Regions from separate parts of the Mus musculus genome. Here region 2 is linked to region 1. A link is a contact called in ENCODE Hi-C or POLR2A ChIA-PET data. All regions are on one chromosome and are shown on one strand. The core of a region is the stretch at or near the end of the contact, and the rest is flanking DNA. Distances in the headings are between cores, read along the strand shown. Region 1 holds the start of Ripor1 (RHO family interacting cell polarization regulator 1). Region 2 holds the start of Nfatc3 (nuclear factor of activated T cells, cytoplasmic, calcineurin dependent 3).

Region 1 (5,233 bases), core at 1,695-4,194:
ATGCCTTTAATCGAAAAAAGGGGGGGTCAGGGGAGCTGGAGAGATGGCTCAGTAGCTAAGAACATTTGGTGCTTTTACAGAGGACCCAGACCCCACACAGCAGCTCACCACCCTAGAGCTCCAAATCTAGGGACCCTGACACCCTCTCTGGCCTCCTGGGTCATTGGGCAAGAAAAACACCATTTATATATATAAAATGAAAATAAAAATTTTTTGCTAAATATTTATTCATTTAGAGACATGGTCTTACTATGTAGCCTTGACTGATCTGCCTGCCTTTGCTGCTTCTTCTTTTTTTTTTTTTTTTTTTTTTTTTTTTTTCTCGAGACAGGGTTTCTCTGTGTAGCCCTGGCTGTCCTGGAACTCACTTTGTAGACCAGGCTGGCCTTGATCTCAGAAATCTGCCTGCCTCTGCCTCCCAAGTGCCCGGCCTGCCTTTGCTTCTTAAATGCTGGGATTAAAGGTATGTGCTACAGTGCCTGGCAAAACTTTTTCTTTCTTCTTCTTCTTCTTCTTTTTTTTTTTTTTTTTTTTTTTTTTCATAATGTGAGGATGTTCAGGCTGAAATTAAGCTCTTAGCAGTAGGGTGATTTTTACCCAGCAGTCCTTGGGCCATGGGTTCTATTCAAAGTACTATAGACCGGAAGGGTTTCTTGAAGTAGAATTATATGATGTCAGTCTTTGAAAGCTGAACATGTTTCTCAGAAAGTGTCTTGATTAGCCAAGTGGTGGTGGCACAGGGACAGCTCTAAGCCATTGCCACTCTAGCAACCAGCACATTTCCCAACTCTTGGTGCTCAGGAATATTCACTGGTGAATGGATGGATGACAGAGCATTGGTAATGTGGGAGAGAAGAGGAGATAATGCATTTTAAAGATGTCAAGTGTGCACAGCCTGGAGGACTAGGAACCAGGTACAGTGGCATACAACCTCAATCCTAGCACGTAGCAGGCAGAAGTAGGAATAGTGTGAGTTTGGGATTAGCCTGGTCTCATAGCAAGGCCCCGTCTCTGTGGACCAAAGACAGACAGTGTAGCTCAGTAGGAGAGCACTTGCTCCTGGATTTGATTCCCAGAAGAGTCAAGAAAAGAATGGAAGTTTGGGGTGGGGCAAGAAGAGAGGGGAGGGAGGGTTGACAGAGCAGGTTACTGATACTGGCTCGTTCACTCTTTCATTCAACAAATTGTCCTTCAAAACTCCCACTAGGAGCCAGGACAGTGTTGATCTCTGCACTAAAATGCTTAGATACCACAGTCAGATTCCTTAACTCACGCACAGGGCCCCTCCCTACATGCAGGTGGCTTGCTTGCTACCTGGTCCTGATTCAAGGTCTGAGAGGAGTTGGTCAGAAACTTGACCGAGAAAAAAAGAGAAGAGGTCATCTGCCGAAAAAGTACTTGAAGAATCTTTTGCTGAAGGGGGAAGCTTTAGAGCTAGCCAGAGGTCCAGGGACGACAAGTTTTGAGAGTTCTGGGGAGGGGGGTCTGGAGAGATGGCTCCGCAGTTCAAAACATTGGCTGTTTTTTCCAGAGAACCTGGATTCAATTCCCAGCACCCACAGGCCAATCACTCACAATTGTAATTCCAGTACCAGGGGATCTGACATCCTCACACAGATATACATGCAGGCAAAACACCAATGCACATAAAATAAAACTAAATAAATTAAATAAAAAATAAAAAAAAAGAGCCCGGCAGTGGTGGCGCATGCCTTTAATCCCAGCACTTGGGAGGCAGAGGCAGGTAGATCTCTGGGTGATCTCTGGGTGTTTGAGGCCAGCCTGCTCTACAGAGAGAGTTCCAGAACAGCCAGGGCTACATAGTGTTAGACCCTGTGTTTAAAAGAAAAAAAAATCCTGGGAAAGGGATGGGGGCATTCACAAGGGCATCCAGGGCTCTGGAACAAGCAAGTGTTCTGGGGGAAAAGCCTGGAGGGTTGAGAAAGAGGCTGAGGGTGTCTCTGGAAAGAGCCTAGGGGGATGAAGATGTTGGTATTCCAGAATCCTACCATATCGGGTTGTTGAGACCTACGCTCAGGATCAGTGTCAGGCTCAGAAATTCAGGCACCTCTTAAAATCCATCAGACCACCCCTGAGTATGCCTGACCTACCTCAAAAGATGAGATGTTGCAGGAAACAGGAACGCCAAGAGGTGGAGGATAGGGACAGGGGGTTGGAGAGAGCTAATAGCATCTGGTTAATAATGGGAGGGGTAGGGGATTGGAGTCAGCTTGTTGGTCAGGCCAGCTCTCTGTTACACCATAACTCATTTTTGCCTTTGACCCCCATGGCCAATGTATGTTCCCAGTACGCATACCCAGACCTTACCAGGTTAGTCACTTATATCCCAGAAACAAAATCTGTAACTCCCCAGAAAGCAGTACCCGCTGAGTGGTTACACGCTTGCCTGGCCTAGCTATGAGCCCTATTTATAAGGAAGACGTTGTCGAAAAGGCTCTCTGATCCTACAGCGGGAAACTGAGGCTGGCTGAAAAAGTGGGAAGGGATGAGGGGCAGAACTTCAACCCAGAAGGTGTGCGACGGTTAGGCCAGATTCTGGTTCCCTTATCTAAGCCTCTCCAGACCCTAAGCACTTCCTCCAACCACCCCAACTTTCCGTGTCAGCTCCAAGAACCTGTTTATGGTGACAGGAAGGGAGCCTGAGGTCTTTAGAGCTGCAGAGATCTGGGTAAGAGGCAAGTAGGAGGGGTTCCCTAGCGCCCCCTACCCCAGATTTAAGGTCTGCATGCAGTTCCCAGGAAGCTGTCCGGTTCCCGCAGACACCTTCGCTCTCCCTTCGCTCTCCCTTTCCACAAGCTGGTTGACACGGTAGGCAGACCACTCTGCCGGGTAACTCGCGAAGGCGGAGCGAGCTGTGGGCGCCCCTTCGGGGTGCGGGAGCCGGAGGGGAGCGCAGGAGGTGGGGCCCAGAGGGGCGGGGCGGGGCGGCGGAGAGGAGGGAGGGGCAGGCGCCGGCCGCGGCGACAGCGGCAGCTGCAGCGCGAGCAGGCCGGGCAACGCCGAGAGTACCGACAGCGCGAGGTCCTTGCAGCCCAGCGCAGCCATGTGAGTGTCCGCGCCGTTTCCTAAGGCCGTGGCGGGGAGAAGGGGCGAGCTGTGGATCCCGTGCGTCCTGCACCCGCGCCGCCCATCGGCTCCCGGACTTGCGACCGGGTCCCGCCTCACCCCGTTCTCGCGACCCGGATCGCGCCGTGTCTTTTCTCCCCACCCCCACCCCCACCCCGGGCACGGAGAACGCAGCTTCGCCCCACAAAAGCCGCCGCCTCCGGCTCTGCCGCGCCCGCCGCCTCCTCCCTTCCCTTCCGCGCCCAGGCCGCCACGGCAGTGCCCCGGGGCTCCACTGTGGGCAGGCCCGAGGGCGAGCCTGAGACGCCTTTCTGGGCCTGGGATTGGCTTTATCCTGGAGCCTGCGGTGCGGCAGAGGCTGATCTGGGAATGGGAACGGGGCGACAGGGTGCAGGAGACCCCCTAGATGAGCTAGCTAGTGTTCCTGGCCCTGGTCGACCTAAGCTGCTTTGGGGCCAGGCCCGAGGTGACTGAAGACTGAATTTGCCCGAGGCCACACTCTCCACCCAAACCGAAGCTGAAGCTGGAGAAGGTCGTTTTGGCGGCGGTCGACAGACCCTGTCCCTGGAAATGGAAGCTGCTATGGGGACTCAGCAAACAGTCAGAACTAAGCATCCTGTAGAACTGGTTTGGGGAAGGGGTTGTTCAACCAGGGCTAGAGCCCCGGCTATGTCAGCTTTTAGGACCCTCTGTCCTCCTATCTTAAGTTAAGTCTGAGTGTGACCTCTCTTACCGGCCCTTCCAAATCATTTCTGATGTGCGTGCAGGCTGGTCTCGTGTGTAAAATCTAATACAATAATAACGGTGTCCTGGCCACCGTCTATGTGGCTGCGTGCGTCTTGGACCTGCACATTCGACTGACATGCAGCCTTCTGAGAAGGTGTATGACCATCTGGCAGATGTAAATACTGGGCCAGAGAGGTTAGCAGCATTTTCAAGGTCACACAGCTGGGTTGGGAAGAAGCAAGAATTCACTATCCACCTCTCTAGTATTGACAGTGGGGGTTGGGAGCACTACAGCCGGACAAGGACTGCCAAGGCTCCCTCGTCTACCTCCCACACAGTCCTGGGCCCTGTGGGCAGCAGAGCGAGATGAGCAGTCCCTGGGCCTGGGTTTGGGTGGGAGGGAGGGGAGCGCACAAGGCGTTTGGACTAGGATCTGCCTAGGTGGAAAACCAGGCGAGGAGGGCGAGAGTGAGTCAGAGCGTTCCCAATCCGCCACCGCTGGGACTCGCGACCTAGCCAGACCTAGCCGGGGGAGGCTGTCCAGCTCCCAGAACGCGGCGGGACAGGGAATGTGACCAGCTGACCAGGGAGGAGGCTGGCAGGAAGTGAGGCCACTAAGTAGTCTCCACCCGGTTCCGGGGTGGGGTGGGGGTCTTAGGCCATAGCAGGCCCCCCTCCCCTTTTCAGTGGCAGTTCTGGTTGGCGGCTGCCAGATGACGTCAGCAACTAGGTTTGGGGCAGTTGCCATGGAGACAGGGACAGGCTTTTGCGCGCGACCCCCTTCTCCCTTGCAGCCACCCTTTTGCCTGGGTTATTTATAGCTTCTGTTTACCTCAGTCTACTGTAGCCCTACAGCTGAGTCGGGCTGGACCTAGAGACTCGTGGAGAGGCTGTAGCTAGTGTGGTGTGCGCTAGGTGAACAGTACTATTGGTCTTACTTTCCGCCCCATGCTGGTGGTTTTGTCCTGGCACACAGGAACGATCGGGAGGTCTATGGAAAGTGGGTTCGTGCAGGCAATTAAGATTCCATTCGCTGTCGAGCTGCACGCCTCATAACCTTTGGGACTTGATTCTTTATCGTTTCCAGAACTCACCTGAGTTGGCAGGAGCTGAGACTTCTCTTAGCAGCCAGCACCTACCAGTTGAGATAGTTCCTCTCCCTTAGCTCCAGGTAGGGGTGAGGATGGGGGGCGGGGGAGGCGGTGTTAGCCCTTTCTGTCCAACAGGGAAGGAGATTCTGCCTCTCCCAGAAGTGAGCAGTCAGATGTACGTTCTCTATGGCCATTTAATGGCAGTGGGGTGAGGTGGTGGTGGTTGGTGTCACTTGTCATGATTCCTGAATGTAGAGGTTAAATGGCAGCAGAGATGTTGCCATGGAAAGAAAATGAAGGATGAAAATGAAAGATGACAACAATCAGAA
Region 2 (5,233 bases), core at 1,185-3,684, 450 kb after region 1:
TCTGACTTTATGCACATGAATGTTTTGTCTACTTGTATATATGTGTACTATATGTGTGCCTTGTGCCTGTAAAGCCAGAAGGCAGCACCAGACACCCTGGGAGTTACAGATGGTTGTGAGTCACCATGTCAGTGCTGGGAACCAGATCCAGATCCTCTGGAAGAACAGCAAATGCTCGGGCTCTCCAGCTCTGCTATCTCGCCAGCTCTGCGGCCTCTACTTTAGCGCAATTCACCTGTTTCAGGTGAAGTCATACCTGGGGAGGGGTGGGAGACTGGGTCCTCGATCTCAATCTAAATTACAAGCATGCATCTACAGACTGGAGCTGAAGTTGCTTTAAGTTTTATGGGAACGGGGAAGTAAGCTGGCTAAATGTTGGGGACCTTATAGGAAAACGGGACCGTGGGAACTAGTTGGTAAGCCTATAGTCTGTCTCGGCTGCAGGTGGGATGTAGCCTTTGGTCTCCTAGTTTCCAATTCAAGCTTTCTAAGTTAGCCCATCTGAAGACAGGATAGCTTGTTGTGAAGTTTTTTTTTTTTTTTTTTTACCCACTTAATAGGTTAAGTCCTTCACTTTTTGTTTTAAGGAAGGATCTCCTGTCCCTAAGCTGTCCTCACACTCACTATGTAAGATGATGATGGGGGCCCGAGCATGGTGGCACACGCCTTTAATCCCAGCACTCGGGAGGCAGAGGCAGGTGGATTTCTGAGTTCGAGGCCAGCCTGGTCTACAGAATGAGTTCCAGGACAGCCTGGACTACACAGAGAAACTCTGTTTCAGGAAAAAAAAAGAAGAAGAAGAAGGAGGAGGAGGAGGAGATGATGAGCTCCTGATCTTGGCCTCTGCCATGTGAGTGCTGGCACTCCAGCCATGTGCCATTAAGTCTGACTGCCTCCTCTTCCTGCTGATCTGAATGCCCTTAGCCAAGTGTTCTATAGAGAAGTGACTATTATAGTCTCCAGCTTAGCATCACCCAGTGACCATGCCCACTCATACAGCATCACCTTTGGTTTCTGATCATTGGTCCTTCCATGGAACAAGCTTTGCTCGTCTTTTGCTTGGATCTCCAGTTTCTACTACTCCTGTAGCGTGTGGGTGGGTGTTCAATGTCCTCAGAGCTCCTATCACAGCTCTAATCTCTTTGCACAGTAATTATATATTTGCTATTCCTCTCTCTCTCAACCCTGATGGGAGACTATCTCTGTATCTCTGTGTCCCTCATAAGTACTGGTAAAGCCCTGAGCAGGAATAAACCAGTCCAAGATGAATGGCTCACGAGCTCAGAACATTCCTTGCTCTTCTGACCCTAGGCTTAGCCGGGGTCCCCCTGAGGCTCACTTAGTAGCCCAGGAATCACTGAGATGCAGAGATCTTTGCAAGGAGCTTGTGCTTGCTCCATTCTCCCAGGGGCTTTTGTGAGTAGTATCAGACTTGCTGTCGTGGAGGAGGTGGTCACTGGCTTCTCCCAACTCCTTCTCTTAATCATGCGCTAAGTAAACAAGACTGAGTCCCCAGACTCCAAGGGATGGTGTCTTGGGCCATCTCATGTCTCACCGGGGAAGGCAGACTCTTTGAGGTGAAACCAAGATTGAAAGCCGGTTCTTTTTGACAGCGTCACTTCCTATATGTGGGCTTTCCTTGCTCGGGTGTCACAATGCCTTAGTCTCACGGTTATGTACTAAGATGCAGAGGCCAAGAAGGGTACTTTTCTCTGTGTCTGCTCAACTTCCGTCAAGGACCAGACCTGGTCCCTCTGATTTAGGTGAGGCCTAGCTAGAATGCATGGCATCCTCTCCGGGCCGGCTTGAGGGGACAAAGGCACAGCCACTGAGACGGGGCCCCACCCCAGAAGGGTGGCTCTGAATCGACTCCAGACTTGTCTCGCAAGGTTTTCTTCGGCTCCACCCTAACCTACCCAAAAGTTCGAACCAATCCCTGGCCCTCTCCAAGTTACGCCATCGAAGTTGGTATGGAGGGATGCGGGGGATGAGTGGTAACTTTTGAGGTGGTCTAACGAACGTATCCACTCTAAACTCAGCTATAAGTGAAAAGTACCTCTGTGGGGCCAAATATCCGGACACCTATAACCCTGGCGCTCTGCTACCCACTTCCTCGACATGAGCTCCGCCCGATGAGGGGGAAAAAGATAGTCTCCAATTGGCCTACGTGGGTTCCCAATCTAATTAGACAGCGCTATTGGCCCTACCCTGGTCTTGGTTTAGAAACTGCGGAAGAAAGAGAGTTTTAACTACAACTTCCGAGAGGGAGCAGGGCTCTGGCGCTTCTTGCTCACGTGACTTCCTCCTCGCAGAGGACTCACGCGATAGGTCGGTGAGGAGGCGGGGCCCGTGGCTGTCAGCGGGGCCAGCGGCCTATGGGCTGCCCCGTCGGGCGGGAGCGCGGCGAGGGGCGGGGCTGGGCGCGCTGCAGGGCGCGGGAGCGCGCCGGCGGCGGTGGCGGCAGTGGCGGCGACTGTGGGGGTGGGGGGCGGGGAGCCTTGGTTGAGGCGACCGTGGCTTTTCTGCACCCTCGACCGGCGGCGGTGACGGCTCCCGGTGCGGCGGGGCGCTCGGCCAGCTTTCTAGGTCGGAACGGAACGCTCGGCCTCGCGGGCCCCGCCCGGAAAGTTTGCAGTGGAGCCGCGACCTCCTGGCCGGCGCGGCCCAGCATGAAGCGGCGCTGAGGAGCCGCCGCGGCCGCCTGAGGAGGAGGCGCTGCACCCCGGGCCACGCCGATGACTACTGCAAACTGTGGCGCCCACGACGAGCTCGACTTCAAACTCGTCTTCGGCGAGGACGGGGCACCAGCGCCGGTGTCCCAGGTCTCGCGGCCTGCAGGTGGGTGCCGGGCCGGCCGGGACTGTGGAGCGTGCCCTCGCCGCGCTCCCGCCAGCTCGCCTTCCCCTCGGTCCCCCTGGTGCGTGCGGGTGGCGAGGAAAGCCCGATTTAATTTGAGGAGGAGAAGGAGGCGTGTGGTTCGGGGCGACGTGGAAGTGTCTTGGCTGCGAGCGAACTAGTAGGGAACTCGACTCCGAGAGGCCAGTGGCCGGCGGACGCCCGGGCTTTGGAGGCAGAGGTTGTTGGGGCCAAAGCCCCAAGAGGTTTCTGGTTGTCGTAGCTGTGCCAGCGTGGTGCAGAGGAAATGTCTCCGAGAAGTGTAAGCGCACTTCGCTGTCTTTAGGCTAGTTGTAAAATTCTTTATTTGAAAGATGCGTGTTTTCAAATTCCACTTTAAAAAAAAATCTACTTTGCTAGAAGAGCGAGTTCGAGTTAGTGTCCACTTGTGTAAATTTATATTCCATCCACGCTTAGTTTCAAGTATACTATAACGGACCTTTCTGAAAACTGGGTTGTTTTGCTTGGGCAAAGTGTTTCTGGAGATTAAAAAACAAAAACAAAAAAACAAGATACGTTGCCTTTTAAAATTACAGTTCTCCTAGAATGTTCTAGAAGGCATTTTTTAATAATTTTAAAAAAAAAAGCTCTTCTCAGAAGATGTTTTAAAAGATAAGTTGGGAAAGCTGGACACCATAATGCTTGCGGGTCAAACCAGTCAGTAAATAGAAACAGGATGATGACTGGGGACTTAACTCTCTCCTGTGACCTGGTTTGGAATAGTGTGGTTCGTTAAGTTCAGCTTCCCTATTACATATGCAAGAGAACTTAGAAAAAGAAGATGGATAAGAGTATTCATGTTTATTCTTTCCAGTATTAAGTGAATTATTTAAATTTTTTCATAGTATTGTGAGGGCTAATACATTGTTTTCTCAGCGTTGCATTGAATCTCTAGGTGGTACAATACCTTTTAGTTCCTTTTCAGCCTTCGTATACTGTTTTCAACGTAATAAATATAAAGTTAAGAGTTGACTGTAGAGCCGGGGCGTGGTGACGCACGCCTTTAATCCCAGCACTCGGGAGGCCGAGGCAGGCGGATTTCAGAGTGAGTTCCAGGACAGCCAGGGCTACACAGAGAAACCCTGTCTCAAAAAACCAAAACCAAACAAACAAAAAACAAAACAAAACAAAAAACCCAGTTGACTGTATTCATTTCCAGTCCCATTAGCATTATTTTAATCAGCCTTAATGTCGAAGATACTAGTGGATACTCACTGGGTAGTGTATACTGATGCAGGCTCCTGCTCCTGATGAAAATTGGGAAACAGATGAGACACAGCTCAAACAGCTATTACTCGGCAAACTAAATTGTCATAAATTTTATATATAAAATAGAAAAATGGGGTTTATGGAGCTGATGGCATTGAGTTGCACTTAGGTTATGGAAATTGAAAAAATAAAACAACTTGTTTGAGTGAATTTGTAGAAAACAAGTTTGCAATTGGATTTGTAGTTGAAATTCCCAAAGATAAGCATGAACAGTTTTGCCAGAAGCCGACTTTAAAACGTTCTGGGCGGTTTTCTCGCCCCCCCCCCAACCCCACCTTTTGTTTTTTCTATCATTTCTTTTTTAGAGTCTAGTTCTGTCAGGTCTGCCGCCTCATCTTCCAAGTGCTGGTATTGGTGGCCATGTGCCACCATAATCAGTGGTCATTTTCTTAAGGATATTTGTTTTCCATTATGGTGGAAATCATATGAAAAAGTAAAACTTTATGCTTTTGTATTTTACTGAGACAATGTTTCAGTATGTATCACAGGCCAGCTTAGAACTGTCCATGTATCCCAGGCTGGCCTCAGAATGGAGATACGCCTCCTGCTTCAGCCTTTGAGACTACTGGGGTTACTGATGTAAAACACCGTACTCGGCTATTTTATTCAACACAGTTGTGGTTTTATGAGTAAATACCACTTACGTTTTGAACCACGACTCGTTTTTCATGGTAGTTAGCATTGTTTTGGTTCTTTGGCTGATTGGTCAGTTCCACAAAATAGCAGATTTTGGAAATTTTGGCCTATATTAGTTCTATGTTTCTCTGAAGGTTTGAGAGTACTTAGAGCACATTGAGGTTTCCATGCATTGAAAATATTTTTGAAAACTTCTTTGTGGAAATTAAAAATGGTGTCACATACCTTGAATCCCAGTACTTGGGAAGCAGAGGTAGGTGGAGATCTCTGTGAGTTCTGTGCCAGACTGGTGGTCTACATAGAGAGTTCCAGAATAGCCTGTCAATATATTTTTTTAAAACAAACTATTTTGTTTTTCCTTAGTATCTAACTTCAAAATGACCATATACCCCAGTAAATAGAAACTTTAGAAGCATTAATATAGTGCCAGACA

Evidence for each region. Hi-C counts contacts between places; a loop is a spot of excess contacts on that map. ChIA-PET counts read pairs that join two places held with the same protein, here RNA polymerase II (POLR2A).
Region 2: a loop to region 1 is called in a map of v-Abl transformed pro-B cells, with 2.0 times the contacts of the local background. The contact joins the promoter of Nfatc3 here to the promoter of Ripor1 in region 1. A Hi-C loop is called at or near these places in 1 of 37 maps with a recorded cell type or tissue (v-Abl transformed pro-B cells). POLR2A ChIA-PET finds 5 or more read pairs at or near these places in 1 of 5 experiments (embryonic stem cell).

The regions. Positions count from the first base shown.
Region 1 is chr8:105,602,285-105,607,517 of GRCm38, forward strand. It overlaps Ripor1 (RHO family interacting cell polarization regulator 1), which reads left to right and starts at 2,945. Exons shown (of 22, transcript NM_001081241.2): 1 at 2,945-3,066.
Region 2 is chr8:106,057,156-106,062,388 of GRCm38, forward strand. Nfatc3 (nuclear factor of activated T cells, cytoplasmic, calcineurin dependent 3) reads left to right here and starts at 2,435. Exons shown (of 10, transcript NM_010901.3): 1 at 2,435-2,838. The coding sequence starts at 2,736.